Linked DNA regions of Homo sapiens: region 1 is linked to region 2. Evidence: chromatin loops called from intact Hi-C (ENCODE). Cell type or tissue: PC-3. All regions are shown on one strand. Links, peaks and the distances in the headings refer to the core of each region. The heading gives the core; the rest is flanking DNA. Region 1 overlaps NREP-AS1 (NREP antisense RNA 1). Region 2 overlaps STARD4-AS1 (STARD4 antisense RNA 1).

Region 1 (15,976 bases), core at 4,027-12,026, 460 kb after region 2:
TTTTAAAGACCCTTTGTTCTGCATCCAAGATCACCAGGCAGCTTCTGATTCCTAAGTTGCTTGACTTTGAGGAAAGAACAGGCTAATGATACAGATTTTATCCCTGAAATCATTGTACTTTTCCCATGGTTTCTAGCCATGATGAAGTCTCTAACGGAGGTTTGTCTCCAGGGGAAAGACTGTGGTGATCATGCTCTTGCATGTACTCCCAGGCCACATAGTAGTTATATTTTCCTTTGTTAATAAATTGTCATTTTTATGTTGACCTCAGTCATGCAAGTATTTTGGTAAGCATGAGTCAGATTCTCAGGGCCTGATCACTCCTGAGAAATGCAAATCTTTAGGGCTTCAAAAGAACCATATGTAGCCAGTATCTTTCTTAGATGACATGGCATATAGGAACACATGTCCCTTTGGACTCTTTTGGGATGTTTTCACTTCCTTCCTCTTTCCTTTGTACATTCATTCTGTGCCTGATGTTCCCATTTTTATTTCTTCACCACTATTTCATAATAATTTGATTTCTAGTTATCCTTCTATTCCTAGGTCTTCACTAGAGATACCAGGAGAGTTTTCTGGGAACCCATGGTTTTGCTGACACTGCTATTGTTGTCATTAGAGATCATGGTCATATGATGAACCTAGGCCAGGACCCAGTTTTTCCTTCTCTATCCAACTGTGTCTAGGAACAATTGATACTTGATGTCTACCCAGCTAGAAAACTGGCTTCTTTATGGGTTCCTGGTATTCTGTTTCCTGAGAGATACATATGCTTATTGGTGGCTTTCCTGAGAACGCCCTGCATTTGCCTATTGCCCAAACCTGCTGCCAAAGCCAATACTCTTTATTTCCTGAATCTTACTCAAATACATTAAGCTGGATTCAATAAAGCAGTTTTCTGCTGACCTGTCAAAAAACCAACCCCAGAAATGATTAAACTTTTCTCAAGTCCTCTTCCAAACAAGTACTGGACTGCCCAGAGATTTATCTTGGCAAAACTTGGACACAGCAAACCTGGGGCATGCTGGGTAGAAATCCCATCATTAATCCTCAAAGAAGTGACTGAATTTACTTGGCATTCACCTTTGGCCTTTGGTCAAACATGTAAGAATTTTTTCTTAGTGACAAAACAGAACTAAAGGCACTCAGAAGAGAAATGGAGAAATGGAGAGAGAAAAGAGGGAAGGAGAATGGAAGCATAAATAAAAATGTTTCTTTTGGCTTATGGATCAGACTGATGTGTTATAGGCAAATCCCAAATGCAGACTGAAATTTATTTTATATTGTATTATTTTGTAACTGGCTTTCTAAGAGTAAATTCCCCCAGGGGAACTGTTACATCCTAAGATTTTACAATGGAAGAGCATAGAAGTTTTAAAAATTGTTTTAAAAATTATTATTTCTCCAATTCATGAGTTAGCATCTGAATCATAATAGAATAAACGACTCACTCCAAAAAGAAAGATGCATTAGCATTCCTACATAAGGTTAGTATTTTTTAACTATTTTAAAATCAAGTAGTTGTGTCACCTAAAATAAAAGGTTTAGATTGGTTGCATTTTGAAAAGTCACTTTTTTTCAAAGCCACAGGGCTCTTATACTAGGGCAGTTAGTAAACAATCACATTTTCTCATATATCTAGTTTAGTCTGCTTAGAAGATGTCCCATTTCAAATACATGCTTCAATTAACTAATCACTTTTATATGGGGCACCCTATAACATCATTGCACATACATCTGAACTTGTACTAATATACATGATATAAAATTAATTAACATATAAGATTTTATTTTTCAAACCTCGTTTACAGGAAAAATTTGTCCTGCATCAATAAAACTAGTAACTTAATACACACACACACACCCCACTATAGAAGTATAAAAACAATAATGATGGTAGAATTTACATCTTTAGAAGCCACTAGTTCATTTTACATATGAAGAAACTGACAGAGAGAATTATAAGTTAGATGACATCTGATTTCAAGATAGTAAAGACATTTTTGCCCACTTCTTTTAAAAATCACTCTCAAAAGACATGGGTAACAAAAACTTTAACTTCTGTGCAACTAGGAGATCTCTATAACCCTGAGCCAAATATATGATTGCAGAAAGCATATGGGGAAATGGTAAATGACTCATCAGGAAGATAAAACCTACTGGCATGACATCAATGAGAAGCAAGCCAATCTGATCCTCAGAACCCTGGAAATTCTCAGGAAATGGAGATGGCAGTCATTATTTAAGCCAGTTTGAAAGTCCATATAGGGAGCAGTGAAAACTTCAGGTCCCTGTCTCTACAGCTGGGCAACCATACCTCTCCCATCTCACCCAACTACTAACCCAGTGCCTGAATGGGACATCAAGCACAGAGGAGGCTGGGGCACAGTGCTTTACTGAAAACTGGAGATTCAATTTTATCTGCATAAAAAAAACAATAAAATCCCTAAGCCCCTCTGCCTGCCCAGAGTCAATATGCTAAAAGCCATCACTGCACCCCACAGGAAGGAAGTTGGAAAATCCTTTTTCTGAGGATCGTTCCAGAATAAAAATCAACAGAAACTCATATTTGGAGGGAAAAGACTGCTAGCCATCTTGATAATATCCATCAGTCTATATGTCCCATCCAAACACACTGATTCCAATCAGTATTTTACTGCTTCTCTTTGAAATATAAATAGATAGGCAAGGGTAATCAGACATTTGAGAAATGTGAAAAATGGAGATAAGATCTGCCTTGCTGGGCTTTGTAATAATTACATGAATTTATAAATTCACAGCATCTGGCAGAGTGAAGGTACCTGTAATGCATCCATGGAATTCTTATATAATATAGAATTAAAATTATATGTATTTTCCCCTCTGAAAATAAATTAATATTCTTCTTCACAATATGTCTTTAAGGATAGCATCGGAGCATTTAGCTGTTTGCTGCTGCCCTTGTTGCAGTTGTTTTTTAATAAAGAGGAAGGACTTGGCAGTTTCATGAGGGAAGCTTAAAGCAATAGATGCTATAAAACCTGGAACATTTATTATCTGTAATGCACATTCATGGGTAGTTACACATTTAGCAACACAAAGAAACTAAAAGTCTTTAAAGGCACATTCTTCTTTAGAGGTGTTTCCATTATAACCCCTCCTGTCTATCTGAAGCTTCTCAAAAGAGTCCCTGGGTCAATATAAATAGGTTGCAAACCAGATAATACCTTATTATATGAATTAACAGTATATTTGCTCTGTAATACTGAAAAAAGGAACTGTCTCATAATACAATTAGAGAAAACACAGTAAACCATATTTCTAAATAGACTATCTGATCACCAATGTTCTTTTCCCTATTACCAACTCCAGCAGTTTCTAACAGTTCTACGCCTCACACAGGGATCTTTGCTGTGGATACTTGTGAGGCTGCTCACTGGTTATTCCCTCTTCCTTGAATAACACGGCCCAGATGATACTTTTGCCAACTCTCAAACCAAGTGGTTCAGATACAATCAATTCCATCCCTAGGTCTAGGGGTGAACATTTGATCTTTAAGAGTCAATCAGAACATCATTTCCCTATCCGCAAGCACAACAATTCATTAAGCAAAGAGCGCATGACCACATCAGAGATGGTTCCAGACCTTTGGCTATAGACACTAAGTGAGAATTTCTTTCCTTTCTGTTGTGCTTGAATTTGGGAAGACACAAGTCTGCGCTGCTAGGGGACAGCCCAAGGAGAAAGCTCACCTGAGAAGGAAGCCAAATTCTGAAGGGATGTAGCACCAAGATAAAAAGGGTGATTTCATTCTCATTATATCTGTCAACTGGATCTGGCAGTGCTAAAAACAAGAAATACCCTAGACTTCAGAAACATGATCCAATGAGTTCCCTTTCTTGCTTAAGCTAGTTTAGATTAGGTTTTCTTTTCTTTTCTTTTTTTTTTTCTTTTGAGACACAGTCTTGCTCTGTCGCCCAGGCTGGAGTGCAATGGTGTGATCTCGGCTCACTGCAACCTCTGCCTCCGGGTTCAAGTGCTTCTCCTGCCTCAGCCTCCCAAGTAGCCCAGCTTTTTTTTTTTTTTTTTTTTTTTTTTTTTTTTAGTATTTTTACTAGAGACAGTGTCACCATGTTGGCCAGGCTGGTCTTAAACTCCTGACCTCAGGTGATCCGCCCACCTCGGCCTCCCAAAGTGCTGGGATTAGGGGTGTGAGCCACTGCGCCCAGCCCTAGATTGGGTTTTCTATCAAACTACAATAACTGCATCTAATACAACCATGAATTTTTACATAAGTATATTCAAAATAAAACTTTTTAGTATAGTTTCCTCATCAAGTAGGCTAAACCTTCCCCACATATCTCTCACATCTAAATATTTTTCACATCTAAATAGTCTTTCAGCATAAATACAAATCACATTAATAGAGCTGAAAAGTTCTTTATAATCTTTGATTCCCTAACATCAAGTATAATTAATGCAAAGTAAGAAGCGCTTAATGTTTATTGACTGATTTGAAAGTGACAGGCTGAATAAGCAAAAAAATCTCTCACCTTGTCTAACATCAAGCCATGCAGTATAGATTCTCTGTATAGATAATCATTAATCCTAATTTAATTATTTCCAGGAATGGATGGAAACTCTCAATCTCCTTCAATGGAAAGAAAAATATTCAATTAGCTTGTCTAATCCTAATACCAAGTATCTACAATATTCTTAGCACTTGGTTAGAGACTGAAAAAAAACAGTTAAAACTGACATGGCTCTTGCTACCTAGGAACTTATCAGCTAATATGGACAACATATGGGAACAGTTCTAATGGAAATACGGATACATGTATATAAATAAATATATACAAATAATATATAATAAATAACATAATATATAAATAATACATATAATATATATATGAACGTGTACTCGTGGAGCAAGGAACATTATTGTCATCTGCCCAAGCCTCCCAACCTGTAAAAGCATTCTTCAGATGTATCTGTGACAGATAAGTACCCTCTGCATTTGAATACTTGCAGGCACAGAGACCTCACCTCCTCTTAAGGCAGGCCAGAGCACTACTGACAGGGTCACACATCTAGGAATTTTGTCTATATATTAAAACGGTGATTCTGTCCTTTTTGGGCATGATGATACTCCACATAAACTATAGGTCCCTTTCCTTATAAGAGCTTTTCATGTCTGAGGACACAGATCTCACTTGCTTATGAGTATTCTCTTTAAGCTAAGCAAAATTATTTACATAATACTGAATCTCTTCACAATTTTCTAAATATATATTAATTTATTATACAATAATAATGGAAATCATTTATTAAGCAATTGTTCTATGCCATGTATTGTGCTAAGTTCTTTATATACATTACACTTTCTTAAATTCCTCATAACAACTGTTTATGGTACAACAGAAGATAATTTATCTGAGAGTTTAAATACTATAAGCATTCGAATCACTTATTTTTCGTTTTTTAAAAGAAGGCTTTTTATGATTAGACATGTTTAGTCACACCACATAATAGGAGAAGATCAGTTTGTTACAATATGCTGTGCTAAGAGATGGTGTGATCTCCAAGGCTGCAAATGACAGGCAGGTGACGACAAAATGGACAATGTGGTGCTGATTATAAAGAATCATTAGAAAATGATTCTAATGAGGCTCTTTGATGTTGTAAACTTTTTATGAATCCATGGAAATATTAGCATGCTTATATGCTTATGAATATGACACAGTAGAGAGGAAAAAACATGACTGTAAGGAATGCTGTAATTGCTGGGATGATATTCTTGTGAAAATGAGAGAAGTGGGATCCAGTATATAATGGTGGCTATGTGCTGGGTCAAAAGACAATTCATCTCTCTAAAAAATGAAGGAAGGCAAAGTATGTGGGTGCACAGGAAGTGTTGATGATGTGGAAATTCTCATCAGATTGCTTACATTACTTCAGTGAACAGGAAGAATGGTCGTCTCCTGAGAGCAAGAATGAGGAGGTGGTGATAGCATTTGGAGAGACAGGGAAAAGTCTAAAATGGCCATCTGAGTGAGTTGGTGAGAAAATGGATTAGGGATGTAGACAATGATTGCTGGCTGTGCTAGGAGCCCACTTCATGTGGGCGGTCATGAATTGAAAGTGCGGCAAGTCAGCATGGTGGTGGGCTTATCCCCAGCCATGTTTATCCATGATGTAAGTAAAGAATTGTATTTATCCAGAGTTATACATGTGTCAAAGACAAATCCAGAGAGGCACAAAACAGTGATTATAAGGATAAAGCATGAAATTAAGCTTGGTGAACAAGTGATGGAATAGCAAGGGGATAAGAGACAATAAAAGATGGTAGGATCAATGAAGGAGATATACTAATCTTTTTAATTGGACCCATTTTTTAAAGCACTTATTCTCTCAGAATCTTAATTTTGTTATTTGTCACGTTATGTATTTTTGTGTCATGTAAAAATAATGATAAATATAGCATTAATCCACTCATCCATTCACCTATTCAACAAAATTTTACTGATGGATACTAAGTGCCAGATGCTGTGGGATATAAAGTTAAATAAAACTTGACCTCAAGGACATTATAGTCTAGCAAAGAAAACAGGTAAATGAGGAACCACAGTACAGTGTGGTAAGCACCATGAAAAACTCTCTAGGAGTACAGAGCAAAGACCTCTAAATCAGACTTGAGGGTGACAGAAGACTTCCATTAAGAGGGGACACTGGAATGGGGTTTTGAAGATCAAATAGGACTTAGTCAACAAGAGAATGAAAAAGGGCTTTCCACGGTCCATCCAAAGTATGAATCAAAATGGTTACTAGGGTTGGGGTAAGACTAGAAGCTTGTGACATACCCCTAAAGACCACCTCCTAAATTATATAATTTTACTGAGTAGCTACAACTGTCCTACCAGACATCCCGTTTCACACCGATCTGTTTTTCTCCATCTTGTCCATGAAGCCATCTCAAGCAAGTACTTCAAATGCCTTGCCAGAATCAAAACGCCCTATCTAGTTTCTCAGACTTCCCAATCAGGGAACCTATTTAAAGGAGAAATTGGTTTGCCATTTGTTCCTAGAAAATTTAGACAGACCCTTATAATTCGTCACTGAATTTTATCCTAAGTGCTAACAAACCACTTGTTTAATAATCTGGTACAGGATTTTGCCACTAACTGACATCAGACTTATGAATCTGTAACTTGCATGTTTCTAAAGGATGAAATCAGGCTGGGGATCAATATCTCTTTCTGAAAATATTTGAAGGATATGACAGTGTTTGAGAATCACTTTTGTGCTAAGGGAATTGAGAGGGAGAAAGTATTGCCTAAGACAAAGGTTGAAGATAAATAGGGCAAGATAAATGGAAGAAGGAGTCAGTGCAGTGCCCTGGAGAAATGGAGTGATATTTAAGAGGTTTGCATTCAATTCACAGAGAGGAATAATCCAGGTCACCCAGGGTAAAGTCCTTAGAAATCAAAGACAATGTCTTGATTCTGACATCTGGTAAACGGCTCTCTCATAGCTTGAGATAAAAGCCAGACTTACTTGGGGAAACTTGGAAACCTTTTTTAAATAAAACAAAGGAAATTATTTTCTATGACATCACACCAACTCTGCCAACTCCCAGTTTGCAAATGCTTGTCACAATGTTTACAATTAAAAATTCAAATACACAAAGTCCTTGGTTCCACTGCAGTTTAGGAAGGCTGCCAAGAATCTGGGATAATTCCTTCAAGGGAAAAGAAAAAAACCAAACAAACATCAAATTGATGACAAAGAATTACAGCTCAACCCATATAATAGACAATAGAGGGTTAAAGAAATTTCATTAAATGGGTCAGCCCAGGGCCTATCTGATATCAAGGAACTAATTGCCTTTTTTCTCATAATTGTAAAAGTTTATTCCCAAGTTTTGTTTTAGTTGACTTCCTTAGTGCCTACATTAACTTTTCAATCTTAAAATCAAAATACAGACTTAATACTACTTTCATCAAGGTTAAAAGCAATGCCCAACCAAGGATGAGACATGGCCAAGAGAAAAACTACTTTTGATTATCTTCTGGTTAAATCTTATCTAAAAAAAATTTTTTTTAGGCAATGCTTGAGTAAAGTATCTCATGAACAGAAAACTGAATTCTCTGTTCAATTTTTGCTAAAGAAGCAGGAGGTAGAAACTAGAAATCCTAAAATTGCCAAATTTAAAACAGTCTTACTGATTAAATTTCTTCTCAACTTAATATTAAGAACAATTTATTATTATGCCAACAGCAGCTAGCCCTGAAAATAAATATGTTTTCTTTAGGGAAGGCAGCTAAGGCAACTAAAACAATATGCCAATTGTTTCAGGTTAGAAATATCATTGAAATATTATCTATTTCAACATAACAATCTTTTTTTAACCAGCATTATCTATGAAACAGCAACCCAATGTCAGGACTAATTATAGAGATGGATATTTTATTCTATAAATGGGTGTTGTTCCCTATATTGTGTTATATGCCCCGAACAGACAACCAGGCACAAAAGCAAATAATTTTGAAAAATGAGCAAAGGAATAGGTTATATTGCAATGAAATTAACTATATGCTAAATGAATCTGACATTTAATGATGATCATTGTTGTGGTACATAGCAATTATACCTAATTGCCAATTTACATATTTGTTGTAACTAATATTTTAACAATTTTTTTTCCTCTTTACTTCTCGGCATCTACTGTCAATGCTGCTTGACAGTTTTCCTCACTCCATGATAAATTTTAATTCTTATTACTTTATTTCTCTCATACAAGTTAAAACAAGATTCTTTGCTGACACCTCAGAGTTAGGCCCAGGGCTCCTGTCTGTGCCCTGCCAGTGACTAACCCACCCTGGACCAAGACAGTAGTCCTTCAAGTGCCATTTTAACTGCTGTCCCTCCCTTCAGAACCATGGAAGTCCTGATGTCTGAGGCACCAAGAGAATGAAAATGTAGGTTATAGGTCTGCATAGGAGGAGCTGGGGATCTGACAAGTACATGCTGGAAGTAGAATACAGTGAAGTGCTGAGGGGAGCAGGTCAACCTAGGCTGGACAAAAAGGTGGAGAGATAAGTCTGTGAGCTTGCACTCTGATACCTTCAGAGAAAACACAAAGCTGCTTGCTTTTGGCTTTTTCCTGTTTACTTTCTCCCTGACATTTAACCTTCATACTGCATGGATGACTTACAAAGGAGGGATAGTTCAGCTCCAAGTTATTCCATAGGCATCTTTCTTATCTTATGAATTGCTTCCCACTAGGACTTACACAATGCCTCATATACTGTGGGGACTCAATAAATAATTACCAAATGTACTATTTTTAATCATTTTAAAATAAATGGCTCTGTATTAGATGTATCGTGCTCACTAGAACCAGGTTACTGACTGACTTCACTGATTGAAGGTTACTGAATTGTTGATCCATAAACCCTCCAGGCATCTAGGGCATTGCAGGAAGTGCTTCCGCTCAAGTTTCAGTTCCAGGTTGTTATCCAGCGTTCTAGGTCCAAAACAGGTAGAAATCTATTTTCTGCCACAAATCTACATTTTGTCTTAAATAACTGTGTGAATTTAATCCTAGCTGCTTGATCTGAGGGTAGACAATTACACTACTTCAGTTGTCTCATCTTTAAGAAGAGGGGATTATTCACTTAACTAAATTTTATTAAATGGTTTCCTCCTGGAAAGAATGTAGTAGGCACTTCTATGGAGGAGAAACATGGGAGTCTGGTGCCTGTTATTTTCCTTAGGGGCTGTGATCATCCAAAACAGGTAGTAATCTATCATAGTGTAGACATTTGCAAGGAAGGGTATTTAGAAACATCTCTTAATAAACAATGTTAACAGTCAAAGCAATTCTTCCCCTCCACTTTCTTTTCCTTAAATCTTTGCTGGGTCTTAACAAGGACACTGATAAACCACCTTACATTCCCTAGAGTTAGAAAGCTTTTTTTTATTTCTGATCTAAATCCAGGCTGCTATTGCTTAAATCCATTTTCTCTTATTCTATTCTCTTGGAAGACAGAGAAAAATCATTCATCCTCCTCTATATTATAGTCCTTCATGTATTAAAGATTTCAGCCTTCATTTCTCCAGGTTACATAATGCCAATTCCTTTCATTTTACTCATATATCTTATTTTCCAAGCTTTTAAATTAATTCCATTGCACTCCTCTTGGACTCTATGGATAATGAAATAGTTATGCAGCTCCTTTCAGATACTAATTGGGTAATAAACCTTCAGGGAGGGAAGTATTTTTAAATCTTAAATCAGAATCTCACATGATCTGAGATTTAAAACATTTCTGGAGAGCAGAAGGAGGTTGGAAAATGCACATAAAATTGGCACAGAAAGCATGGGAAGAAATGGGAAAGTACCATTTGGATATTATTGTTTTATAAAAAGGAAAGCTGAAGCATGTGTTACAGCAAATAAGTAAAAGATACATGAGTAAAGTCACAATTAAAATAAGCAGCTGCAATTCCTGGTTCCCTACCAAATTGCTGTCAAGTGATTGTGATATCTGATCATAACAATCTTGACTGAAGCTTAAAAAATAAATCACACTATCACAGTTTAATTGGGCAGTGGAAGTTCACCATTCACTGTGTTAATATTATTTTGCTAGAAAATCTTCCAGTTCTCTTTTTTTCTGTTTCCAACTCAGCTTAATAGAACAGTCCTGCTCCACTGATGTGTTCTCCAGAGGGAATCAAACAAAACCTCTGAGACTGTTAATGTATTAGATCTCATGTGATATCTAAAATCAATTACTATGTATATAAAACATTATTTTCATAAATATCCATCAACCAACACATAGATATATCTATACAATGGAATATTATTTGGCCATGCAAACGAAGTACAGTCAACCCTCTGTATCCACAGGTTTCACATCCATAGATACGACCAACCACAGATCAAAAATATTTAGGGAAAAAATAAAAGAACAATAAAAATAATACACATTCTTAAAATACATTTTAACTACTATTTGCATAGCATTTATATTGTATTAGCTATCATAAGTAATCTAGAGATGATTTAAAGTATACAGGAAGACATAAGTTATATGCAAATATTGTGCCATTGTATATAATGGACTTGAGCACACGTGAATTTTGGTATGTGGGGGTGTGTCCTGTGACCAATCCCCCACAGATACCAAGTGATGACTGTATTAATATGCTACAGCATGGATAAACCTTGCAAACGTGATGCTAAATAAGCTAGATACAAAAAGCCAAATACTATATGATTCCATTTGTATGAAATGTCTGGAATGGGTAAATCCATAGAGACAGAAGCAGATTAGTGTTTGCCAAGGGATTGGAGGAAGAGGGACGAGGATCAACTGCTTAATAGGGACAGGATTTCTATTTGGGGTGATGATGAACTACTGAAACTGCATAGTGGCAATCATTGTACAACAGTTGTGAATGTAATAAAAGCATGGGAATAAATGGGAAAGTACCATTTGGACATTATCGTTTTATAAAAAGGAAAGCGGAAGCATGTGTTACAGCAAATAAGTAAATAAGTAAAAACTGTTAAAACGATAAATTTTATGTCATTTGTATTTTATCACAATAAGGAAAATATTACTTGTATTCTCTGGTACTGTATGTACTAATGCAAAATGAAGCCAAGATAAAATAAGACACCACAGTGGTTGACTCTCTTGCAAGTCGGTAATCAGTTGGTTGAGTATTCACTGACAGCCTACTCAGAGCAATGTACTGGGCTAGGTCCTGAGACACAGCAGCAGAGACAGATATGGCTTCTGCCTTGGAAGAGCAGGCAGTTTAACAGGGCATCCATTCTTCTACTTATTCTGTCCTACCAGTGCTATGTTTGCTCTTAGAGGAAAAATAAGAGGAATAAGTAATGCGTGAGCTTTATCAATCCATCATATATATATGTATATAATATACATGATTATATATCTGTAATGAAAATAACCAAAAACAAGTCAAATAGCTGCTTAAATACATAAGAATTCATCTCAGGATTCTAAAATAAGGATTGGCAAATTTACACTTAAATTAACACTTAACCATAATATTATTAGATGCCTAAAAAAAGAGATCGTTTACCTGCACCTCAATTCACAGAAAGGGATCCTTTCGGTATTATACAGTGTTTAACATAAAGAACAAAACACACGAAATAGTTTGGATTATCCAGATTACTGTTCAGTAAATACTTACTCCTCCTACCCTTCACCACCCCTCTGTGGGCATGGCGTATTTCCCTGTCCCATGGATTTGGGGTTCCGGCACATACTGACTTTAGCCAATGGAACCTTAGAGGATGATAGGCATAGAGGCCTTAAACTTGTTTGCACAGTTAAGTTTGGCTCTTGTGTTCTCGCTCTTTACACAGGAACTGCTGAGTAGACGTACTGGTCCAAGAACAGTGAAAGACATGTAAAGCAGATGTAACCCCAAACAACAGCTGAAGAAGAGTTGCCCAACTCCGCCAGCCTAGATCAAACTGCAGTCAAATGTACACCCTTGAGCATGGGAATAAATTCATGTTTTTGTAAATCATGAAGTTTTGGAGGTTATAGAGCATTATTTTGGTAATAGCTTATTATTAATACAGCCCATACACTGAAATAAACCCCAGAATTATTTCACAATGTATGATTTTTAAAACACACTTAGAAAGCTAACCATCAATAAATTAATTTTCCCAACTCAGTTATAGATTTAGTATTAAAAATGATTAACTATATAAAATAAAAATTTAAACTAAGTAGCCTAACTTGTATCTATTAGCAGTATAACTGGTAAAATCTGCAAGGATGTATTACTTGGAAGTTAAGAAATATAAAAACTATTTGCTGAATACATGCTAATATAATCAGGTTCCAATAAACATCTTGATGAAAGCAAATTAATCACTAATCTGACATTTTCTTTTGGCAAATTAGCAAGATTAGGTTTCACATTAAATGAAAATGTGTGTGTAAGGACTTAACAACTGAAAGAATATAATTCAATTAAATATCCTCCCAGTATTCTTCCATTTCAGACATTTCTATGCCTAATTTTCATGTTTTCAGATCTCAGGCAGGGCTTGTAAAGCAGTGTCATCTTTCTTGTGAGATTTTCTTTACAGAATAGCCAAGACGTTTGTAGGGAAAGCATTTGGCACATTCAGAAACCTTATGATGTTATTCTTTTAACCTGTGTCCCTCCATTGGTCTAGCTGGAAAATTAAAAACACTACACTTGGTTCTCACAGTGAATATTAAGAAGGTGTTTATTTTTTTTCAAGTGAGCCTCTTAAAGAAACATAACTCAGTTTTAATTTTTTATTGAGATCCAGGATCTTTTCCTAACAAAATGCTGGTTTATTAGATAAACAGTGTTTACAAACTATAACAGAGCTTCTAATGGAAGTAAATTTTACTCCCATTGGATGCTCTCTGCCACTAATAAAAAAAATATTTCAAAATAATACACAAAGAAGAAAATGAAACAATGTTCATTAAGAAACACAGTCCACAAAAAGAAATTTAATCTTTATGAGAGTTAGGAGTAATGCTTGACAATAGATGAATAATACAGGTGACCAAATAGACATAGTATTCTATTTTCTTGAGATGGCTGATAGTTAAAAATGACAGTGAAAAAACAAAATATATCCCTAAACAACAACAAAAGGAGATGTGGCAATCAAGAGAAACCCCAGAGGCAGGTCTCCAAAGTAAAGCCACTACATGTGTCTTTTGGCTAACTTAAGGTAGAGCTATGAAAACCATTTCTTGTGTGTTCATGCATTGTAAGGCAGTAGATCTTGTGATCAGGAAGAAAACTTAGAGAAAGCAAAGAAAGACAGTATTTGTGGAAGGCTATAAATTTTCCTGTCATAAAAATTGATAGATATAATATGTTCCTATGTTAATTCAGAATTGCAGTGGAACTCCTAAATAAATCAAAAAACTAGAAAATTTTTAATCTCTAATAACCATAAGACCAAGTAAATTTCAAGTCTAAATTATTTTAAAGTTTAAATGACTCCCAAGACACCTTAAAAGTTTTCCATCTTTGTGGTAGGCAAAATTCTAAGACAGCCCCCCAAGATTTCTGGCATCTTGTATACATACATCTTCTCCCAGTTATTCAATCAAATACTAGTGCCTCTGTGAACGAATTTTGTACTTGTATCATAATTACAGACCCAAATCGGTTGACCTTAAGTTAGCACTCAACTATAAGTGAGCCAGGCTTAATAACATAAGCCCTTTAAAAGCAGAGAATTTTCTCCCTGTGGTTTCAGGAGAGGAAGTTAAGAGAGTTTCAAGGTGCAAGTGAGATTTAATGAGGGGAAAATTCCCCATTGCAGACTATACATTTGCTATTGAACTGTAAGCAATTATGACAAATTTGGTGGTTTAAAACAATGTAAATGTATTCTGTCACAGATCTGGAGGTCAGAAATCCACAATTAGTCTTAAGGGGCTAAAATTCAGGTGTCAGCAGGGTTGGTTCCTTCTGGAAGCAGCAGGGGACAATCTGTTCCTTGATCTTCCAGCTCCAGAAGCTTCAGCACTCCATGGCTCTTAGCTGTATTGCAGCAATCTCTGCTTTCATTGTCGTATTGCCTTCTCCCATAAAAGGACCCTTGCGGCTACATCAGCCTCATCCAGATAATCCAGGATAATCTCCCATGTCAAAAATCTTAATTATCACACCTGCAAAAATCCTCTTTGCCATATAAGTTATCACATTCAGAGGTTGCAGGGATTAGGACATGGAGATCTTTTGAGTGAGGCATTATTCAGCCTACCACACTGGCTTTGAAGATGAAAGAAGTTACATGACATGATGGTGAATTTATGTGTCAACTTGACTGGGCCACCAGGTGTCTAGGTATTTGGTTAAAAATTACCCTGGGTGTGTCTGTAAGGATGTTTCTTGATGACTCCAAAGACACTTTAAAAGTTTGAATCCTTTAAATCAATAGACTGAGTAAAGCAGCCTACAGTCCTCAATGTGGGTGGGCCTGTTCCAATCCATTGGAGGTCTGAATTGAGCAGAAGGCAGAATAAAGTAGAATTCACTCTTTCTGCCTGTTTTCACTCTGGGCCATCAGTCTTCTGCACTCAGACTAGAACTTGTAACACCAGCTCTTGTGGGTATTCAGTCTCCAGCTTGCACACGGCAGATCATGGGCCTTCTCAGCCTCTATAATCACGTGAGCCAATTCCTTATAATAAATAAATATTAACAAATATTCAAGTAATATAAATATAAATATCTTATTGGTTCTGTTCCTCTGGAGAACCCTGACTAACACATGTGGTAGAGAATGTGGGTGGCCTATAGGGGCTGAAAGCAGCATTCAACTAACAGCCAGCACAAAGCAGACAAACCTCAGCCCTACAACTACAAAGAACTGAATTTTTCCAACAACAAAAAAATGAATTTAGGCCAGATGCAGTGGCTCATATCTGTTATCTTAGTACTTTGGGAAGCCAAGGAGGGAGGATCACTTGAGCCCAGGAGTTCGAGAAAAGCCTGGGCAACAGAGTGAGAGACCCATTTCTATAAAAAAAATATAAAACTTAGTTGTGTATAGTGGTGGCATTCACTATGGTCTCAGCTATGTGGAAGCTGAAGCAGGAGGACTGCTTGAACCCAGGAGGTTGAGGCTGCAGTGAGCAGATATTCTCACCACTACACTCCAACCTGGGCAACAGAGCAAGAACACGTCTCAGAAAAAAAAAATGAGTTTAGAAGCAAATTTTTCCAGAGTCTTCAGATGAGAATTCATCCAAATGAATACCCTGATTTTAGCCCTGTGATAATCTAACGAAGAACTCTGTCATGCCATGCCAGACTTCTAACCTATGAAAGGGTAAGCAAAACAACATGAATATTGTTTTAAGCTACTAAATGTGTGATCATTTGTTACTCAGCAATAGAAAACTAATACAATCTCAAAATATTTTAA
Region 2 (15,976 bases), core at 3,803-11,802:
AACACTGTTAGGCTCTTTTATGTTGCTACATACAGTACCTGTTGATTATGTCATCTCAGGCTCTTGACTTGGCAGCCATTACATATATCAACTAGATTTGTGAACTCCAGAAAAATGCCCATCCACTCTGCTTTGGATCCTACCGCAATGTTCTCCATGGCAGAGTATAAGAAGAACTGCTGTTATGCATTGATAATTTTGCAAAGCATATAAATCAAAGCATGATTGAATGAATGAATGCAGTGCCATCCTTATTAAGCTTTCCTTGAATGACTTCTCCCATTTTTTCCTATTTCTTTAGTGGACTGTACATATGCATGTGGTTTTTACCCACTGTAAGTAATCTTAAACACTTATTAAAGAGAAGTAGTGGTAAATGTAAGACTCCTGCCTACCAAAACATATAGATCCTCATTGCTGTGGGTCTTACAGTGCAGTCTTGGTGAGCTTTCATTCATTTATTCACTCTGCATCTTGTGTGATGCATCTCCTCAGCACCATGTCTTGTATCAGATGCCAGGAACACAGAGATTAACAAAACATGGTCTCACCCATGAAAGACATTAACATTATTGGTGTTATTGAATGAGAGGAGCTAGATAGCCAGGAGACATCCCAAACCCTCCAGGAAATACATTAATGGAGCAGGACCCAAAACCCAAGAGGAAATTCTGGCCATTATTGAGCCTTAAGACAGCCCTATGAAAGATCTCGGTGGTACCATTTAATGGACTCCAGGAAGGCCGTTCCACTCTGAAATGTTTCTCACGTAAATGTAAAAATACATATGTATACATATTATATAGAATGATATACACATCACATCTATACAAGTCACACAGAATTTCTCATTCAGTGATTTTTTTTTCTTTTAGATTTTGGATTGCTTTCTCTTAAAATGCAAATATCCTTGAGAGGTATGCCATATGAACTCCTTTATTTTTGACCGTGGAAGACTTTACCAAACAGAACTTTTTACTCCAAAAGGACATAATGAAAATTCCAGGATTGTTCTGGTGTCACAAAATGGCCAGGAAGGGCCTATAAAATGGAACATCTTCCTTCTGAACAGCTACTCACTTGGATGGTTCCTTTCTCGGTTTTCAACATAAATTCATAAGCCACCACTTTTCCACATCCCAACTAAACTCTAACTTTTAGAAATAGGAAAAGATTGTGAAGAGATAGCCTGATGAGCAGGAACACAGAGGACATACATAGATAGGGCCATTAAATGAAGTTATTCACTGTGTTTCTACGTATTCCAAACAAAGAAGTTCTGCCCTTTGAACGCAGACAAGTCATCAGCTTAAGAACAGTTGGATTGTTTGTAACTAAGAAGTTGGGCACAAGAGACATTTCACTATAGACCACTCATATGGTATTGGGGTTTGTAGGCCATCCCCTCCAGGCCTCATAAGCCAACAATGAACCTGAAGTTAGACAAACCTGAACTAACCTAAGCTCACCATAACTAACATTAGTTCTAAGGAAATACTCCTAGAATTTTAGTTCAGAATTTCAAACAGTTTTCCCACCCCTTTCCTCAACAACCACATAGTCTAAATAGTGAGAATTCTTTCCTTCTGCTTTATTTTATTCTCCCTTTCCCCTAATTTGACATCTTGAAACCTCAACCCAAATTCTTGAAACTAGCTGTAGGAATTTTATGTCCAATGAGTTCCCTCCCTTGTTCCCTCCTTCCTTCCTGCCTTCCTCCCTCCCTAAATTTGAAAAACATATAATGTATTTTCAATATTTCAAGGTATATCAAAGATTATTAAGACATGTTTAGATTGTTAGTGTCTTAGAATTTTTGACACAAATCCAAGCTAGATATGTATTTTTCTTATTAAAATTACAATTTTGACAATATATGTGATCCATTATTGCAGTATCCAAGAAGCTGGTAATGTATTTACAAATTTATTTCTGGGTTGATTTATTTAGAATTGTAATTGTCTTATTTATTAACATATCTATGCTGCTTTATTACCCTGAGGTTTTCAATGACTATGAGACTATAAAAAAAAAACTAGAGAAAAAAGGCCAGGCGCGGTGGCTCACACCTGTAATCCCAGCACTCTGGGAGGCCGAGGCAGACGGATCACGAGGTCAGGAGATCGAGACCATCCTGGCTAACACGGTGAAACCCCATCTCTAGTAAAAATACAAAAAATTAGCCGGGCGTGGTGGAGGGCGCCTGTAGTCCCAGCTACTCGGGAGGCTGAGGCAGGAGAATGGCATGAACCTGGGAGGCAGAGCTTTCAGTGAGCCGAGACTGCTCCACTGCACTCCAGCCTGGGGAATAGAGCGAGACTCCATCTCCAAAAAAAAAAAAAAAAAAAAAAAAAAAACTAGATTAAATAAATGGAATAATGAATAATACAACCAACATTTAAGAAATACATGATAGTTGAATTAAAACTTTCCAGCATATCTTTTATGATTGGTTGTCATCCTAAACAGAAAAATATATCAAACCTTCTCTTCAGCCTTGAATAGAACATTTAACAACCATGAAATAGTGTTATCAATGGATAAAAAATAAATTTGCCTTAAGAATATCTATATTTAAAGACATATATTTCATATAACTAATAGATAATTCAATGATGTAAAAGATCGAATTGCTTCTTTAGTCCTCATTTTGGGGAATGATTATACAATTCTATGGGGTTTTCAGGTCTTACACCTTTGTTATCATTTGTTAGTCTTTTCTCTATCTATGGAAGCTTTCACGGGCCAACCAAGGAGCGGCTTTCTGAACTTCTTTTTCTTTTGACACAGCACTGGGATCAGAAACCCTGCAGAGTTAACTGTGTTTGCTCATTAGTCAAGAGAATGCATAGTTTCAGGCTGATTAAAACAAGATTTTCTGCAGAATGGGGCTAATTTTCCAAGTGCCATGATGTAAATTCCCCTCTGCTTCCCTGTCCCCACCATATCCTCTCTAGACTGGATTCATGAGAAGCAAATAATTCTGTAACTTTCCACACCACATCTTTCAGCTGAAGAGACTCAAGCATTTTCTGGAAACAACACGGAAGCAGGAAGGTGTAACTCTTCCTACTCATTCATCTCAGGCTTGCCCATGACCCTGGGCAAGTCCCATCACATCTTGGTTTCCACATAGGTTGAGCTAAGTAGCTAATGAAGCTCCATAGGACTCTCATCCTTTCACTGCTGTTTGCTTCATTTATGCAACTTAAAAAAAGATCTTTATTTTTAAAATTGAATTTAATTTGTTTTAATGATCATACAGTAAAGTCACTTTTTTTCTTTTGAAGTAGAATTCTATGAGATTTAACATACATATAGATTCATGTAACCACCACCACCATTGGGATACCGAACTTTTCCGTCTTCCAAGAAACTCCCTCAAGCTATCCCTTCAGAGTAACATCCCCTACTTATAGCCCCTGGCAACCACGGATCTGGTTTCTATTCTTGTAGTCTTGTCTTTTGAAAATGTCAAATAAATGAAACATATGTAACCCTTTGAGACTGGCTTTTCTGACCCAGCAGAATGCTTTTAAAAGTTATCTAAGTTGTTTAGTATAGTGTGTTCCTTTTTACTACTTAGTAGTATTCCATTGTGTGAACGAACCATAGTTCGTTTATCCATTTGCTCATTGAAGGACACTGAGTAATTTCAGGTTTTTGGCGGCCACAGATAATGCTACTATGAACACATGTGTACAGGCTTACACGTGTGTGTGTAATATTAGTTCTCCCCATTGTAGGATAAATGCCCCGGAGTGGGGTTGCTATCAGTGGCAAGGGTGTGTTTAGCTTTATAGAAAACTATGAAACTGTTTTCCAGTGGCTTTACCAGTTTTCCTTTCTACCAGGAATGTGTGAGAGTTCTAATTCCTTACCAGCATTGGTATTGTTGGCATTTTTAATTTTAGCAATTTCAAAAGGTGTGTAGTAATGTTTAATTGTATTTGAATTTATCTAATGGCCAATGATGTTGAACATCTTTTCATGTATTTATTTGCCATCCTTAAAACCTCTTTGGTAAAATGCCTGTTCAAGTCCTTTGCCCCTTTTTTAATTGGATTGTATGTTTTCTTATCAATGAGTCTTGATAGTTCTTCATATATTTTGGGCACGTAGCCTTTGTCAGATAGATGATTTGCGAATATATTCTTCAAGTCTGTAGCTTATTTCTTCATTCTCTTGGCAGCATATTAAGCAGAGAAAAGATTTTTGATGTAATGAGGTCCAATTTGTCAATTTTTTGTCTTTACAGATGCACCTTGGTGTCAGTCCTAAGAACTCTTCACCTAACCTTATGTTATAATATTTTTCTCTAAGAAAATAATTTTAAAGAAAGAAAATGCTGTATACATAAGGACATTTCTTGCAATACTATTAGTGAATGGTGAAAACTGAAATAATCTTGAGTTGCCACCATAGAGCAATGGGTACGTAAATTATGACTCTATCATCCTTTGGCTATGGAAAATATTTATTAAGAGTGTACAATAATGTTACAGGGAAACAATCATGACTTAAGTTAAAGTAAGATGCAATTATATGTACTATATGCCCATAATAACAGGAAAACAAAAACAAATACTGCTTAGAAAAGAGATGAGAAGGAAATACGATAAATACGTTAACAAAGGTAGGCTAGAGTGATGATGCTGGGTAGCTTTTTCAATGTTTTCTACTTTTCTATATTTCCTTAATTTTCTTTAAATATATTTATGAAATAAACCAAAACACACAATTTTATTTTTAAAAAATTCACTCACGGCCGGGCACAGTGGCTCACGCCTGTAATCCCAGCACTTTGGGAGGCCGAGGCGGGCGGTTCACGAGGTCAGAAGATCAAGACCATCCTGGCTAACATGGTGAAACCCCATCTCTACTAACAATACAAAAAAAAAATTAGCCAGACGTAGTGGTGGGTGCCTGTGGTCCCAGCTACACAGGAGGCTGAGGCAGGAGAATGGTGTGAATCCAGAAGGCGGAGTTTGCAGTGAGCTGAGATGGTGCCACTGCACTCCAGCCTGGGCAACACAGACAGACTCCGTCTCAAAAAAAAAAAAAAATTTACTCGCTATTTTGTGTCAGATGTGAGAATAAGCACTGTTTTATACTGAGTCTTCCTGCTCTGTCCTGACAGGTTGGTCAATTGGCCAGAGGAATAGATATTTGAAGAAAAAGGTCTTCCTCCCCTAACTGGGGTAGAGTTAGTTGCTGTAGAGTTGCAGACGTGGTGAGGGATAAGGGTGGGAGCAGGAGCACATTTGATAATTCATGGGGACAGTGGCTGTAGCCTCCATACAGACCCTATTCCCATTTCACTGTCTTGTCTACTACCTCAAATTGCTACAAGTTAGGAATTCTCGAAAAACACTAGACTTTTGTACAGAGAAGGGATCATATTCATTTAGTCACGTGTAGGGCCCTCTGTGTGTCAGAACCTGGGTCCTGTGATACCAAGAGGACTAATGTACAGCTTTTATCCTGTAGGCCTTCACAATCCAATGATTCCATCCATCATCCAACATGGGAAAGGCTGCTCATCACTACTGCAGCTAAATAAGCACTCTCTGCTAGAGATCGGCTAAGATTTGAAAATCACCTTTTATTTAATGTTTCCCAAATAGCTACATGATTTTATTTTCTTGGTCTTCTACCCTAAGCTGTAAAACTGCTGTGCTTTTTTTCTTTTTCGAGATGGAGTCTCACTCTGTTGTCCAGGCTGGAGCGCAGTGGTGTGATCTCAGCTCACTGCAACCTCCACCTCCTGGGTTCAAGTGATTCTCCTGTCTCAGCCTCCAGAGTAGCTGGGACTACAAGCACATACCACCATGCCCGGTTAATTTTTGTAGTTTTAGTAGAGACGGGGTTTCACCATATTGGTCAGGCTGGTCTCGAACTCCTGACCTCAGGTGATCCACCCGCCTCAGCCTCCCAAAGTGCGGGGATTACAGGCGTGAGCCACCCTACCCAGCCTGCTTTTTTCTTAAATCAAGTTGCATTTCACACCAGTGCAGTGCTGGCTCCAGAGGAGGCAGGTAATCACCAGTGTTCTCCAGGAGGATAGGGGACATCCTCACCTTGGATAAGGAGCAGAATCAACAGGCTTTATTGAGTCATCGAGTTTTCTCCTTTCTACTTGGCAATCTAAGCTAACCAAAAAGCCTCCCATGCACCACACCTGACAAAATTAATTTTCTGTGGGTTAATCTTAAAATCCTTAGGACTCACTTGAATGGCTCACCTAGGAAATACAGTACCCACCTGCAGTGTCAGAAAGGAAACAAAGCACAAAGGCACAGATCACCATGGAACAGATCACTGTTCAATGCCAGCAGGCAAACAAGGCTGTCATGATCGGAGGACAAGGGCAAGTCACTGGTGATGTGCTTCCCTACCAGAAGGAGGACACTCTTCATGCGGCATGTTGCTGCCCGTACCTTGGTCACTTGACCTGGGAGCAGGGATATGCTAATAAAAAAGGAGGGGCTCATTCCATTTCTTTTCCATGCACGCTTGTTTTGAAAACATTCTGAGCCTTGCAGATTACATGATAATTATACTTAAGGGCTGCCAAGGAACTTCAGGAATAATTATCATATGATTTGCAGGTTTTCAAGCTCATGATAACACTAATGCTGAGAGGCCTTCTTTAGTCATTCACAGCAATTATCCTTCTCCAGAGTGCACTCGCTTGCAATCTTAGATTGTTTCTTGAGCCTGATAAGAAGCCAAAGAGGCTAAATGAGACGTGTTTAAAGGAGGCCCAGTGATTTGGGGGGATGTGAAGCTCCATTGGTCACAACTGGAAGGCCATCCAAATCAGAGCCTGTCACTGGAGCCACATGAAGATTGCAATTTAATAAAATCTAACACCTGCTTAGAGACCATTCTTGTAGTGGACACAAAGTGCCAGCCTCTAATACTCCTTCCTTACTCTTCATGGAAACCTTGAAGAGTGATTAAAAATAGTACTGTTTATGTCTCTGACCACAGAGCCAGTCATTTTCAGCACTTAACTGAAATTGCTCATGATAGTGTTTCTAACAATGGCCACATAAGTGGCAAATCCCTTAAGAATTTTGCCCTCTCAGCAGGTGGCAATCTGCCACCTTTATCTGATCATTTCTCTCCTCCTTTGGCATTGTAGACACCATTTTTTCCTGGTTATGACCCTACTTCTCTTTATCTTCTTTGTCGATTGCTTTTCCACTCCAGGGAGTTCTGTGTTTGACACACAGGAGGTGTGGGTAGTTGTTTACTCTGTAAATAAGTTGTTAGCCGTGCAGCACTGCCAAGGAATTGCACCAAATGTGTATGCATTAGCAGTTAAGAAGAGCGTGTGCAATGTGAGTGAATGGAGTCTGGTCATTTGTCATCCAATGCCTATTTAGCACCTGTTATGTGACAGATAACAGGCCGGCACTCGGATCATAACCCGGAGCAACATAGTCAGAAACAAACACAATTTCTCTCCTTGGTAAGCCTGGTCTGTTGGGAGGTTTTGATAAGTAAAAAGAAGACTGAGAGGCCGGGAGCGGTGGCTCACGCCTGTAATCCCAGTACTTTGGGAGGCCGAGGTGGGTGGATCACCTGAGGTCAGGAGTTCAAGACCAGCCTGGCCAACATGATAAAACCCCGTCTCTACTAAAAATACAAAACCTAGCCAGGCATGGTGGCAGGCGCCTATAATCCCAGCTACTCGGGGGCTGAGGCAGAAGAATCGCTTGAACCCGGGAGGCAGAGGTTGCAGTAAGCCGAGATAGCACCATCGCACTCCAGCCTAGGGGACAAGAGCAAGACTTCATCTCAAAAAAAACAAAAAAGAAGACTGAAAAAACATCAAAGAGATCTATCAACTTCTTGCTTGGAGGATGAGAGCAACCGTACCCAGACTTTCAGGTTGAGACTTAAAGGGTGATTAAGATTTGGAGAAAATTAAGAAGCATAAGCCAGGTATGGTGGCTCACACTTGTAATCTCAGCGCCTTGGGAGGCTGAGGCAGGAGGATTCCTTGAGGCCCAGAGTTTGAGACCAGCCTGTGCTACATAGTAAGACTTTGTCTCTACAAAAAAATTAGCTGGATATGGTGGTGTGTGCCTGCAGTTCTGGCTACTCAGGAGGCTAGGGCAGGAGGACTGCTTGAGCCCAGGAGTTGAAGGTTACAGTGACCTATGATCGTGCTACTACTGCATGGTAGCCTGGGTCTTGCACATTTAGGAAGATTTGGAAGAATGCCCAAGTAGGGTGCAAGCAGTATGCTCAGGACACTCATTTTGCCTGACAGAGAACTTTAGGTTACCTGTGCTTAGAAGCACACAGCTACAGAAGGACAAGGGCAAGTCACTGGTGATGTGCCTTCTTACCAGAAGGAGGGCACTCTTCATGCGGCATGTTGCTGCCCATACCTTGGTCACAAGAAAACAGAGAAGTAGACCAGTTCAACCACAGTGAGAAGAGAGGAGAGAGCATATCTATTTGAAGCCTGATGACTGAGGCTTTATAGGACAAGTGAATCTTCACAATTGTGCCTTGTGAAGGCAACCGGGTATAAGGTCCCTTTCCTTGCAAGATAATTAATAAGATCCCCACAAGAGGGCGCCCTGGTAGAAGAAAGTCCTGGCTCATCCATTCACATCCTGTGCGCCTGACTCACTAAGCTCCCTCGGGGTAAACCAGGACCTTCAGAGAGAGGCCCCAACACGAAAACATCCCTGATGATGAAAGTAATGGACACTGGCCCACTGAAGTTCCTGGGGAGCTGAATCACAGGTGTTCTTGTGATTTCACAAACAAAAGACTCCTCTTATAGCAGCAGTGCTCTATTTTCTCCTAAGTCATATTCTGTGGGAGCCTCCCACTATTTGTAACAGTACTCATTAAGTTCGTACTTAACAAGTAAGCAATGAGCTGCTGTCTTTGGCCTCTAGAAAGATTCAAGGTGAACCTTTTGTCTTCTTTCATTTCACACCATACACATCAACATCAGATCTGCTGCAAGACCAAGAGATTGTATATTATTTTAGGTGAAATAATACAGTCATTTAGGCATCCCTTAGAAATATGCCTAGAAACTAAAGTCCCTTAGAAATTAAAGTCACTTAGTTTCTTAGTGATACTATCTTGGAATTCCCACCCATTTCCTCAGGAAGTGCTATTAGCAGTACAGGATGCAGAATTTAGTCTAATGAGCAGACAACATTGTGGGTGTTTTAAGAGCAGGCTGTGTCTTGAAAAAACAAATGGACCTGTATTTTTCTTTGACTAAAGGCCCCTTATTGGAAAGGTGCTCCCCGCTCCCTGCAGGTGTTGTCATGGTAACATGTGATAAATAATGGATATTAACTGATAAGGCCCTTACTTCCCTAGGCTCTTTCCAACTCTCTAAGAATGTTCTCACAATTTCATATTGTAATTCTGTATTGTTTTTCTTAGAGTCCCAAATTATATATGTTTCATGCTGCTCCCACAAAACCTTAGTTCCCCAGGTGTTAATTTTATGACAGCATATCTAACTGCATCCTCTGAGCAGCAGAGCACCTGTCAGTCTCTGCTAGATTGAACATGTCTAGGACAATAGCAATTGTTTCCAATTGTACGCATTTCCACCACCTTTTCTCCCCTGGTTTTTCTTTAAGCGACTGTTGTATCAAAGCGAAGGAAGGAAGTGACTAAGAGAAGGAAATTATGCCTAAGTCATTTTAAAAGGGCATTTTTCAAACGACAAAACTTTTTCCCAAGCAGGGGTTTCAGGCTAGGCTAAGGACAGTGTGGATCGAAACACAGATCCTTAAGGAGTTGAATTTCTTCTTTGCCGTGCTCCTACTCCTCTGCATACAAATTGTTCTTTGAGCTTTCACTAGTTTTCCCATTGTCTTCTCTGCATTCCCAAGCTCACTTAATTCATGGTCTGTCTGCCTCTCTGTCTCCTTTTTTCCTTAGCCTCCAGAGATGTGCATGCCTACTTTCTGTTTTCACAGCTTCATTTCCATCTCTGGCACGTGAGAGCCTCTGTGCTGGATGCAGACATATTACCTTTGTTTTCCTGGAGTCATCCAACTGCTGCCTGTTTCCAGCAGCTCCCTTCACATTATTTGACTCTGTATCATTGCCCTCAGCCACAAGGGTTAGCAAGGCTAATGGGTACAGTGAACTTAGCCTGTCTTTTTGTATTAATACATCCCGCCAGGAAAAATCATTTACAATGGCATTTAGGCTTTGCAATGGGAAAACAGGAAAGAATCTCGTTCTTTGTGGTCTCAAGCCCATACTGGCAGAGGCTGAGTTGCTATGAAATTTCCAGCTTCAGGCAGAGAAGGGAAAAAGTAGAGGGCACACCTAAAATACAGGAATGCACACGGGTGCACGCACCCTTAAGCATGCATTACGTTTGCCCAGTAATGTATGTGCACTTGAGTGCAAGCCCCAATTCAACCTCTTTCTATGTGTTGGATATATGTATGAGAAGAAGCCTTTTTTTTTTTTCATTTGACATTCAGTTAAGCTAAAAGCAAAAACAACCATCTGTACTGCCTTTGATAGAGTAGATTGTTAAAAGCTGTTCCCTGTCAGACCTTTTCTTTCAGCCTTGGTGAGGAGACACATACACATATGACACTTCTGTCATTCACATATGAAACACTTGTATTTCAACAAAGTCACAGGTCCTCTATAAAACCATCAGGTTAAATTCTAAATTCTTCCCAATGGCTGGCTCCTATGACCTTTGATTGCCATAGCAAAATGGAAAGCATTCACTTCACTTTTTGGTCTTGTGTTTTGTATGTATGTGTTTTTGTTGGTTTGTTTGTTTTTGCCACTGAGGGCACCAAACATTCTTTCTGATTGTGCTCCACATTTTTCATTAACAGTTGCATTTAAGCAGTTCATTCTAATTCTTTCCGTTGTTCCTGTTCTGTGTGAACTATCTGCTGGCAGTTACCATGCCAACCCCAAATCCTGGGGTCCTGCTGCTAGATCACAAGCTGCCATTAGCATATTTTTAATACCACCTGATTGCCCTCCAAAGACCTTCTACTAGCTGATCTCCATTAGCTTACAGTGTCAAGAGATTTGATTGCATATTTACAGTGTGGATCAGGGAGAGAATTTGCTGAGCTGCACAGTTAGTCTCCCAGGTTTAGCTTTCCATGAGTGCCAGGTTAGTTCCTTGGGTCCCATTTAAGGAGAAGTTCATGACAATTTTCTGGTACATGGAGGTATCAGTTCTTGCTTCCTAGAGCCAACTTACTATATAATATGGAACACCAACATGACCCTCAAACTTGCCGAAGACTTCTCTTAGTTTTAATTGAAAGATCAGCAGCTCTCCAATGTTTAGGAACCTGGGCAGGGGTGCTGTTACCATCTTGCTTTTTCTAACTTAAGCTAAACTGAATAAAGGAGGCAATATTAATCAGAAGTCAGATTCTCTTCAAAAAAAGGTTAGAGAGAGAACAGTGAATTAGAAGTATTTGAATAATTAAGAGTGTTAACATGATAGATTATTTTAATGAAACAGTTAAGAGCTTTTGAAATGAAGTTGCCATTTAAAGTCCTGAAGATGCTCAGCAACCAGTGAGCTAAGTAGATGGATTTTGACACCTAAAGTTAAGATAAGAGAAAAATAAAAAATAAATAAAATGAAGACAAGAGGATGTTTTAAGATGTGATTAAATTTGAATAAAGCAAAACAAGATTAAACAGTGGTTAAAAACAATTTAGTGCAGAGGAACCTTGCAAATTCAAGTGGTTACGGGGAGAAGACAGAGAAGGAAAATGAATGAAGTGAGCTGAATGAAAGAGGATGGAAGACAATGGGCACTGATTTTCCACTGCTGTGGAAACACAAATGACATAAGCATTACATCAGTCCAGAGAGTGCTGACCCCATCTAAAGGGAGTGTTTTTTCATTTGCTATCAGGAGGGCCCAGTGCTGCCAGATCTTCTCATAGCTGAAGAAAGTTTGAAATCTCACTGTACAGTTCAATGGTGTTAAATGCATTCATTGTGTTGAGCAACCACCACCATGATCTATCTCCATAAGTCTTTTGATCATGTAAAACTGAAACTCTGTGTTTATTTAGCAATAACTCTCCATACTCCTCTCTCCCTGATATGGTTTGGCTGTGTGTACCCACTCAAATCTCATGTTGAATTGTAATCCCCAGTACTGGGGGAGGGACCTGGTGGGAGGCGATCGGATCACGAAGGTGGATTTCCTTCTTGCTGTTCTTGTGATAGTGAGTGAGTTCTTACGAGATCTGGTTGTTAAAAGTGTGTAGCACTTCCGCCTTTGCTCTTTCTCCTGCTGGTCATGTGAAGACATGCCTTGCTTGCCCTTCACTTTCTACCATGATCGTAAGTTTCCTGAGGCCTTCCCAGCCATGCCTTCTGTAACTGCAGAACTGCGAGTTAATTAAACCTCTTTTCCTTGTAAATTAACCAGTCTCAAGTAGTTCTTTATAGCAGTGTTAGAATGGATTGATACATTCCCATTCCCTAACAACCACTTTTCTACTTTGTCTCTATGATTTTGACTGTTCTAAGTTGCTCATATAAGTGGAATCATACAGTATTTGTCTTTTGCGACTGGCTTATTTCACTTAGCATAGTGTCCTCAAGTTTCATCTGTGTTGTAGCATGTGTAAGAATTTCTTTGCTTTTTAAGGCTGAATAATATTTCATTGTATGTATATACCACTGTTTGGTTATCCATTCATACCATTGATGGACACTTGGATTGCTTCCACATTTTAACTATTGTGAATAAGATTGCTAGGAACATAGGTAAAAAAATGTCTCTTCAAGATACTGCTTTCAATTCTTCCTCTTTTTTTCTTTTCTTTTCCTTTTTTTTTTTTTTTTTAAAGTTATGGGATACATGTGCAGGACGTCTAGGTTCGTTACATAGGTTTACATGTGCCATGGTGGTTTGCTGCGCCTATCAACCCGTCAACTAGGTTGTAAGCCCTGCATGCATTAGGTATTTGTCCTAATGCTCTCTCTCTCCTTGCCCTATACCCCCCAACAGGCCTCAGTGTGTGATGTTCCCCTCTCTGTGTCCATGTGTTCTCATTGTTCAACTTCCGCTTATGAGTGAGAACATGCGGTGTTTGGTTTTCTGTTCCTGTGTTAGTTTGCTGAGAATGATGGTTTCCAGCTTCATCCATGTCCCTGCAAAGGACATGAACTTATTCTTTTTAATTGCTGCAGCTGCTTTCAGTTCTTTTGAGTATATACCCAGAAGTAGAATTGCTGGATCAGATGGTAATTCTATTTTTAATTTTCGAGCCACTACACTGTTTTCTATCATGGCTGGCATATTTTACATTCCCATCAACAGGGCACAAAGCTTCCGATTTCTGTACATCTTTGCCAAACACTTCTTATTTTCTGAAGTTAGTTTGTTTTTGGTAGTCGCCACCCTAAAGGGTGTGTGGTGGTATCTCATGGTAATTTTGAATTGCATTTCCTTAATGATTGGTGATGTCGAGCATCTTTTCATGTACCCATTAGTAGTTTGTATATCCTCTTTGGAGAAATGTCTATTCAAATCCTTTGCCCATTTTTGAATGGGGTTGTTTATATTGTTGGAGCTGTAGGAGTTCTCAATATATTTGTTAATCCCATACTGGATGTATGATTTGCAGATTTTTTTCTCCATTCTGTGTGTTACCTTTTTACTCTACTGATACCTTTTGATGCACATTTTTAAAGAATTTTTATGAAGTCTAATTTTCTCTTTTGTGTTTGTGTCTCTGGTATTATTAGGTTGGTGAAAAAGTAATTGAGGTTTTTGTCATTACTTTTAATGGCAAAAACCGCAATTACTTTTGCACCAACCTAAAATATCTAAGAAATCATTGCCAAATCCAATGCCATGCCATTATCCCCCTATGTTTTCTTCTAAGTGTGTTATAGTTTAGGTCTTATATTTAGGTCTTTGACATATTTTGAGGATTCTTTTTAACTTTCTAAAAAAATTAATTTATTTTTAAGTGACAAATTATTGTGTATATTAATTAGGTAGAATGTGATGTTTTGATTTACGTATACATTGTAGAAAGATTCACTGGAGCTAACTGACATATTTATCACCTTATGAACTTATCTTTGGGGTGAGGACATTAAAATTATATTATTTTGGCAACTTTGGAATATATAACACATTATTATTAACAGGCAGTACAATTATGAATCATTAAAACTTATTCCTCCAGTCTAACTGAAACTTTGTACCCTTTGATCAACATCTCCCCGTTTTCTATTTCCTCCCCTCGCTTTCAGCCTCTGGTAACCACCTTTCTACTTTGAGTTAAATTTGTAGCTAGTGTCAGGTAAGGGTCCAGCTTTTCTCTTGCATGTGGATATCCAATTTCCCAGCTCCCTTTGTCGAAAGACTGTCCTTTCTGCATTGAATGGCCTTGGCACCCTTTCAAAAATCATTTGACCGTATATGTGAGGGTTTTTCTGGACCTTCTATTCTATTTTATTGGTCTATATGTTTTTCTTTATGCCAGTTCCGCACTGTTTTTATTACTCTATCTTTGCAGTAAGTTTTAAAATTAGGAAGGGTGAGTCATCCAGCTTTGTTCTTCTTTTTAGAGACTGTTATAGCTATTCAAGGTCCCTTGATACTCCATATGAATTTTAAGATAGATTATTCTATTTCTGCAAAAAGTATTATTGGGATTTAATAGGGATTGCACTGAAGATCACTTTGTGTGGTATAAAAATCTCAACAATATTAAGTCTTCCAATCAGTGGACATGGAATGTGTTTACATTTATTTATGTCTTCTTTAATTTCTTATAGCAACATTTTGTAATTTTATTGTTTAAGTCTTTCAGCTCTTTGGTTAATTCGTAAGTATTTTACTCTTTTTAGTCTTGTTGTAAATGAGATTGTTTTCATGGTTTCTTTTTCAGTTCATTGTTAGTGTATAAAAAATCCAATTAATTTTTGTGTGTTGATTTGTATCCTGCTCCTTTGCTGAACTCATGTATTAGCTCTAACAATTGTTTGTGGAACCCTTAGCATTATCTACATATAGTAACATGATATCCACTGTGAACAGAGATAAATTTTACTTCTTCCCTTCCCATTTGGATAATTTTTATTTTTTTTCTGGCCTAATTGCTTTTGCTGGGTTTTCCAGTGCTATATCAAACAGAAATGGTGAAACTGAACATCCTTATTTTGTTCCTGATCTTAGAGGAAAAGCTTTCAGTCTTTCACCATTGAGTATGATGTTTGCTGTGGGTTTTTCTTTACTGAATTTTATTATGTTGAGGTAGTCTTATTCTATTTTCAGTTTGTTGCATATTTCTGCCATGAAAATATGTTGAATTTCCTCGACTGCTTTTTTCTGCACCAATTGAAATGATCATTCATTTTTTATTTTATTCTGTTAATATGATGTATTATGTTGAACATTTTTTTCTATGTTGAACTATCCCTGCATTTTAGAAATAAATCCCGCTTGGTCATGGTGTATAATTCTTTAAATATACTGCTAATTGTGGTTTGCTAGTATTATGTTGAGAATTTTTGCGTTGGAGAACTTTATCCCTTTTGTTCATAAGAAATATTGATCTTCAGTTTTCTTTTCTCTTAGTGTCTTTGTCTTCATTATCAGGGTAATGCTGAATTCATAGAACAAACTAGGAAGTGTTCTCTCTTCTTCAATTTTTTGGAAAAATTAGAGAAGTAGTGGTATCTGTTATTTAAATGTTTGGTAGAATTCACCCATGAAGTCATAATATCTGGTGATTTTGTTTGTCAGGAGATTTTTGGTTACTGACTCAATCTCCTTAATAGCTATAGGTCTATTTAGATTTTCTGTTTCTTCATGACTTGGTCTTGGTAGGTTTTATGTTCCTAGAAATTTGTTCATTTCATCTAGGTTATCTAATTTGTCGGTGTAAAGTTGTTCATAGTACTTCCTTTTAAGCTTTTTTACTTTTGTAGAAT

The links. A loop is a pair of places that touch in the nucleus more often than their neighbours do. Peaks named below come from ENCODE experiments on the same cell type or tissue, not always from the same donor. Only the 100,000 strongest peaks of a DNase experiment are listed, where the experiment ranks them.
Region 1: a loop joins it to region 2, with 3 times the contacts of the local background. A loop is called at or near these places in 8 of 110 quality-filtered maps.

Annotation. Positions count from the first base shown.
Region 1 is chr5:112,004,746-112,020,721 of GRCh38, forward strand. NREP-AS1 (NREP antisense RNA 1) reads left to right here. Exons shown (of 4, transcript NR_046678.1): 4 at 12,395-12,561. Among named protein-coding and RNA genes, the nearest start is that of NREP-AS1, 100 kb to the left of the region's middle. In PC-3, for the core only: no CTCF peak of the experiment used is centred there; no DNase peak of the experiment used is centred there; H3K27ac peaks cover 459 bases.
Region 2 is chr5:111,542,127-111,558,102 of GRCh38, forward strand. The region is part of intron 1 of STARD4-AS1 (STARD4 antisense RNA 1); the gene reads left to right. Among named protein-coding and RNA genes, the nearest start is that of STARD4, 38 kb to the left of the region's middle. RefSeq lists an enhancer at 8,307-8,386. In PC-3, for the core only: a CTCF peak has its summit at 8,585 (motif pointing right); a DNase peak (open chromatin) is centred at 8,675; H3K27ac peaks cover 1,253 bases.